Regions from separate parts of the Homo sapiens genome. Here region 1 is linked to region 2. The links are chromatin contacts, found by Hi-C in ENCODE. All regions are on one chromosome and are shown on one strand. Each heading gives the region's core, a stretch centred on a gene start or an enhancer-like site at or near the end of the contact. The rest is flanking DNA. Distances are from core to core; before and after follow the strand shown. Region 1 overlaps LOC105374660 (a long non-coding RNA gene). Region 2 has its middle 81 kb from the start of CTD-2154B17.1.

What was found. A loop is a pair of places that touch in the nucleus more often than their neighbours do. Pooled maps may share reads with other maps.
Region 1: a map with no recorded cell type shows a loop between it and region 2 (11-fold over the local background). The contact joins two enhancer-like sites. A Hi-C loop is called at or near these places in 1 of 168 maps with a recorded cell type or tissue (endothelial cell of umbilical vein), 3 of 37 single-sample maps with no recorded cell type and 6 of 50 pooled maps.

Annotation. Positions count from the first base shown.
Region 1 is chr5:13,475,877-13,479,293 of GRCh38, forward strand. The region is part of intron 4 of LOC105374660 (a long non-coding RNA gene); the gene reads right to left. Among named protein-coding and RNA genes, the nearest start is that of DNAH5-AS1, 380 kb to the right of the region's middle. Within about 2 kb of position 1,420, at least 2 of the 41 ENCODE cell types and tissues checked have a DNase peak (open chromatin) inside an H3K27ac peak, as active enhancers do.
Region 2 is chr5:10,866,212-10,869,305 of GRCh38, forward strand. No RefSeq gene overlaps it. Among named protein-coding and RNA genes, the nearest start is that of CTD-2154B17.1, 81 kb to the left of the region's middle. Within about 2 kb of position 1,585, at least 2 of the 41 ENCODE cell types and tissues checked have a DNase peak (open chromatin) inside an H3K27ac peak, as active enhancers do.

The sequences.
Region 1 (3,417 bases), core at 170-2,669, 2.6 Mb after region 2:
ACCATCCATGTAAGATGTGACTGGCTCCTCCTTGCCTTCCACCATGATTGTGAGGCCTCATTAGCCATGTGAAACTGTAAGTCCAATTAAACCTCTTTCTCTTGTAAATTGCCCAGTCTCAGGTACGTCCTTATCGGCAGCATGAAAACAGACTAATACAAATAATATCAGAGGAGCCCCCGATTTAAAACCTCAACATATCTTGTCAGCTTCCCAATAACCAAGGCAGAATATGTTGATCTTTTTCAAGGGGTAATTCCAAAAAGTTCAGAGACTTAGCACAGGGAAGCTCCACTGGGAACCATCTCAATCCCTTTGGAGGAACAAAACTAGGCTGCAAACCTCAACCAAAGGAAAAAATCCCGTGAGACAACCTTTTATTTTTTTCAGACCTTCAGTTTCCTAAAATTTTATAGATTTTAATTCAGTGTGGACATAAAACATTGATATCAAATTTAATTTCTTGGAAAATAAAAGTTTGCTTTCATTTCTTTTTTTCCCTGGTATATTGCTACACAAGTCAAAGTTAAAGATGCTATAGAAAACCTAGGCAGCAATTTTATTACAGCTGGCTTTTGAAAGTTCACAGAAGGCTGCAATCATAAATGTCATTTTCATTAGAATAATGTGAAAGGTTACATGCCGCACAGAATAAGACAAGGCTCAGCCGTGGTTTACCATCTTTGAGTTTCCTGGTGTACAAATGATCCCTCGGGCATTACAGCCACAACACCTCACAGGCAAACCAAAGTGAATACATATAAAATAAAACTCTACTGGAAAGAATGCATGAGGTCCTGGCAGTGAAAATTCTATAGAAGTTAAACATTTTCTCATTTAACATACCCCCTCAAAAAAAAAAAAAAAAAAAAAAAAAACTTACCCAATGCTCAGCATTATCCCCGGGAATGCACTTCTAAATCTGCACTGTTTGGAGCTAAATGATAAAGGAACAGCAAGAGCTCTCTTTCAGAACACATAAGCTTATTTAAGACCACAGAAAAGACCATCTCCGGAAGGAAAAGGAAGTGTGTGTGTGTGTGTGTGTGTGTGTGTGTGTATGCATGTGCACACGTGCACACACACATGCATAGTCAGGTGTGTCTTGTGCATTTATGAGTATTCCTGAACAATTTTAACTTCTAAAATGTCACAAGAGTTTGGCTTCTTGTTTATCATTTAAAAAAACCAACTAGATACATTGATCCAGGATGCCAGGATGAAATTTAACTTTCCATGGCACTACCAAAGTAAGTGGACAATGCTGCGGGCTGCTGGTCACCAGTATCTGCATGCCCCCTCTTCATCTTCACTTGGGTCTCTGCTCAAATCCATCACCTCCTCAGAAGCTCACCTACGACTCTCTGATGAGGGAACACACACTCCCCCTGGCCAGGTTAATTTGATGAGTCAACCTGGCTCGGCTACAGTGCCCAATTGTTTGGTCAAATACTAATGACGATGTTGGTGGGAATGTATCCTGTAGATGTGATTAACATCTATAGAGGACTTTAGATAAAGATTACCCTTGATAATGTGTGTGGGACTTATGAAATCAGTTGAAGTTCTTAAGAGCAAAAACTGAGGTTTTCCCAAGAAGGAATTTTGCCTCAAGACTGCAACATAGAAGTAGTGCATTACATCAGCACCATGTGGGAAAGAAAAAAAAATAAAAAGGAGTAGTAGTACTTAGGTTTCCAACCCACCTAGTCTACCCTACAGATCATGGACTTGGCAGCCCGCACAATAACAACCACATGAATCACTTCCTTACAATGTCCGTCTCTCCCTCTCTCCTTCTCTCGAAATACATATATACTTTACTGGTGCTGTTTCTCTGGGGAATACTGACTGATACAGCCTGCTATTCTGTAAGTTTTCCATCTGACCACAGATCTGTCTGTAAGGCAAGGTCACTATATTGAATTGACCTAATCCAATTTGGCCCATCAAGAATGGTCAGATACATTTGATAAATATCACTTGTCTCCAGCAATTAAAGTTACATGGAAGTTTTAAGCCTTCTCTTCTACTACCTGGTTACCAGGGAGTTGTTACAATGAAAATGTGTTTTAGATGAAATAAATATTTTTAAAGCAAACTTTAAACAAAATAAACAGATTTTAGCCTACGTATAGACATACATTCTATTGGTTCTGTTTTTCTGCAGAAGTCTTACTGATACATCCCCTTTCTCTAATTCATCATTCTTCCTAACAATTGTCAGCACCAGCTAAAATACATATGTGGATGTTTATATTTTACTGGTACCTAGGACAGTGTCTGGGACCTAGAAGTCATCCAACTTATACCCATTTATGGGATGCATGGATGAGATGCTGACTTTCCCCAGTCACTGAAATGCTTTACATGAATTAATTCATTCAACCCTTCCTTCCAGCTAGCTCCTTATGAGGCTGATGTCACGTTTTGCTTCCATTTTTCAGGTGCTGAAACTTGGTTGTAGCGAGGTAGAGGGACCCCCCCCAAAAGTCACATAGCTAGCACAGGCGAAGGTGGCCATTAAACCAGGAAGCTGGTCCCCGGAGCCCACGCTCTCAAACACCACATTCTAAATCCCCTTGTGGGAGTTTTCAGCTTCAACAGGATATTGTTTAGAGAGACAATCTTTTTTTTTTAAGTTAAAACCACTAATCACATGTATTAATAAGGTTAAAATATTCTGTTAATTCTGTGATCTTGGGAATCTCACATGATTTGGAGGCACTCTGTTAGACTAGAAATGAGAAATTTTTAATTTAAAGGTGAAAAGAGGAAAAGGGAGTTGAAAAAAAGGAACATTCAATATCATCAGATGTTAAATAGACTTCAGTAAAAATAGTTTCCAAAAAATTAAAATAGAGCAAATTGGCTCACTGCAAAGATTCTAAAAGTAAACAGAGCTGAAAGATCATGGGAGATGTTTGAAAATGAAATATTTCTATCTTCACAAATTATCCTAGTGAGGAAGAAACCAATAAATAAGGTAGCAAAATCTAACAAGAAGGAGGCAGAGGCACAGGGTGATTCTCTAGCAAGCCCCAGAATATGATGCACGATAGAAATAGCGGCCACAATTAAACATTTTCCCTCTGGCCACACCTTCCACCGGGTCGCAGCTTCTGGTTCTGAGTCTCCAAGCCTGCTTAAAAACTGACCCAGAGTTTCTGGAACTCTGTCCCCACCTAGAGGCCTAACAGTAAATAAGAATGAAGGAATTGTAAAATGCAGAGCCGCAGTGCCCAGCGTGTGGCAAGCTCAGTAAACATAGCTATAATCATCACTGATAAAACAGCCTTTAATTATTCTGTAAGCACTTATGAAAGGAAGGGAGCATGCCTAGGAGCCAATAGCAAGTATGTCAGCCATGGAGCTTTCTCTTGGGATACTGCGTCTTGATGTCAGCAACATTTTTGA
Region 2 (3,094 bases), core at 335-2,834:
CTTCCAAGTACATTATGAAGACAATTAAAACCCGTATCCCAGAACCACAAAGTTTTCAGCGATTGGGCTAATGTTAATCAGTGTGAATTGAACGAAAACAGCTTGTTCAAGTAAAATCGATTGAAATCTTGACGAGCAAAAATGGAAATTTTGGTTGCAAGTGTTTACTTTCTTTTTGTAGGAACACTGTTGTATAAGATTTTTAAAAGTACAAATTACTGGAAGCCCACAGATGCTTCTGTAAGATGCCAGAGAAATTAATTTTGGTAAAGATCTAGGATGTTTTCAATTTATCGAACTGTACATATATAGCAATTTAACTTATCTTGGTACTTGGTATGATTTTTCTTTTAACCAATGTCTTGAATTTTGTTCTTGTGTGGATTTCATTTGAGTGTGAATCTATAAAATTGACCTAGATTCCTTCTCGGCAGTAGAATTGATCTCCTTTTTTTTCCCGATTTGCCTTGTAAAATGCATCTGTGAACTTGCCTGATAAAGTTGAAAAGAGAACTTCTTCAAAGATCAAAATTATTTGCTAAATGTGTTTCTATACTTGGAACATCAGTGAAATATACACCTAAATATGGGGTGAAAGTAAGAGAAACTTCTTGACTACAACATTGCTTTAATCTTGGGGACTTTACGTTCCTTAGAAAATCCCAACATCCCGAGGGCAACCTCACAATGGATATGATCACTACATAAGTATCCAGGAAAATAAAAACAGCTTGAGTTTTTGAGGAACTCTCTTTTTAAAACTCTTGAAGTACCGTGTATTGTGCTCTGAAGGGTGATGCTGAGTACTTGGCATTAGCTTTTCTTAGGGATTTGTTCACATGGTCCCCTTCAGAAGAATGACTTGGCAAACAAACTTTGCTGTCACTGGGAGTCTTTTAACACCACCTCAGTAAACCGCAGCCAGGGGGCTCGCTTTCCCCATTGCCTCACTGGGGAAAATTAAGGTCTTAGAGAGAAGCATTAATATCTGGGAGAGGTTGGTTAATGGGTACAAAAATACAATTAGAAAGAGTAAGTTGTAGTATTTAATCGTAGAGAAATTGTAGTTGAAATAATCTATTGTATATTTCAAAAGAGCTAGAAGAGAATTGTAATGTCCCCAACACAAAGAAAAGATAAATGTTTGAAGTGATGAATATCTCAATTACCCTGACTTGATCATTACACACTGTGTACAGGTATCAATATATCACATGTACTCCCCAAATAGGTACAACTATCATAAAGTAGTTATATAATACAACTACAATAAAGATAATACAATAATGTCTGTTCCCTGGGATCAAGCTTACTAGGAGAAGAGGGCCTGGAGGCAGGGAACCTAAGGACTTCCCAGAACTAAATCAAGTGGAAATGCTTCAGCTATGACAGGAAATATCCTCTTCATTTACATAGGGCGTGCACCAAGTAAATGACTTTGTAACTTTACTTCATCCTCTTCATTTACATAGGGCGTACACCAAGTAACCAATGGAAACCTCTAGAGAGTATTTAAACCCCAGAAAATTCTGTAACTGGGCTCTTGAGCCCCTATACTCAGGCCCGCTCCCACACCGTGGAGTGTACTTTCAACACATCTCTCTGTTTGTTGCTTCATTCTTTCCTTGCTTTGTGTGTTTTGTCCAATTCTTGGGAACCTGGACACCCTCCACCAGTAACACTGTGGCCCTTGGGGAACGAGTCATTAAAATTTTAACGACAAGTGCAGCTCTTCGAAGGATATTCCAGTCAAAGGAAGAGCATCAAAGAAGAGGTTTTTTGCTTGGGTTACTGGCAATCAAAGAATGTGTCACTAACACCTGGACGGGGTTTTGAAGTACTAGCAGGAGTTCCTCAGGTTCACAGAGGAGTGCTATGAGGGAGGACAGCCAAGGTATGTGGAGCAGGTGCGGAGAGGGGGGGGCACATGGAGCAGAGGGCCTTGGTGCCTCTCCAGGGCCCTTTTCCGGATCTGTGAACCAACCTTAACTCTCTTGCAGGAGATGGAAGGGCCTGGATGTTTAGGTTACCCTCGCCTCCCACAAGAGTTGCCCATGGTTCAAAAGCCAATTGTCTCCGTCGCTAAGGGTGGGACAGAATCCAAGGCACAACCTATACTCTAGGGGCCCCTTGGGTTGAAGCTGAGTCCGTGACCACCCCTGAAAATGCACTGTTGCTGGCTTCTCCTCCTCCCTACTTGGCTTTGCCCACCTCTTTCTGTCCCTGCGGGAGAACATCCTCAGGAAATCCCCGGGGCCTGGGTCCTTGCTCAGGGCCTCCTGGGAGAACCCAGCCTCAGAGGATGCGTTTCAGGACAGGAACTCCCAGAAGGACCATGGGAGTTGTGTGTTTGGAAATTGTAAATATAAGATCAAACGAATGGATACGGCCGGTGAAAATACTTTGTAAACTACAAGTGCTTTACCCTATTAGCAGTAATTGTTTTCCATTTACAACTGTCTTTCCCAACAGGCCTTGGGAATACTTTATTGGGTCAGTTCATCCTCCTCCTACCGCTGTTGCCAGCGCCCTTTATAACATTCTGTGTGATGAGTGCACCTGCTACCTGGGGAGGTGGGTGGGGCGAATGAAAGTCGATTACTTAAATCTGGATGACAAATGCCCTGCCTTTACTCCCCTGGATTCAAAGCTTTTATTTGGCCCAATGGAGCTTTCCTGGGGCTTCATCTCTTAGCACATTGCTTACTATCGCAGAGCTATTTGTTTTATAAACTCAACTCCTTAAACCCAATGAAAAACAATGGCTTCAAAGCAGCTTTTTCCATTCTGTGAACACAGGAAAAAAAATAGCAGTAAATCAGAAACTTCTCATCTGAGACAGTTATTTTATCTTTTTGGCACTGGCCCTTAGAGAACAGGAGGTAGAATCCACCCGAGCCCCTCGTCTCTCTGTGGAGTCTTCCACAACGTGCATAACATCCCAGCCGCTGTGGAACGTGGCCGAGGCCAGCCCCAGCTTGATTTAATGCTCTCCGTAGCTGAGTTTCTTTGCCCCAGGCTCAATAAGCTGTAAAGAATAGATCCTCTGACAAATTGACAGCTTTTGCTTCAGAGATGTAAAGCCAATGGGAAA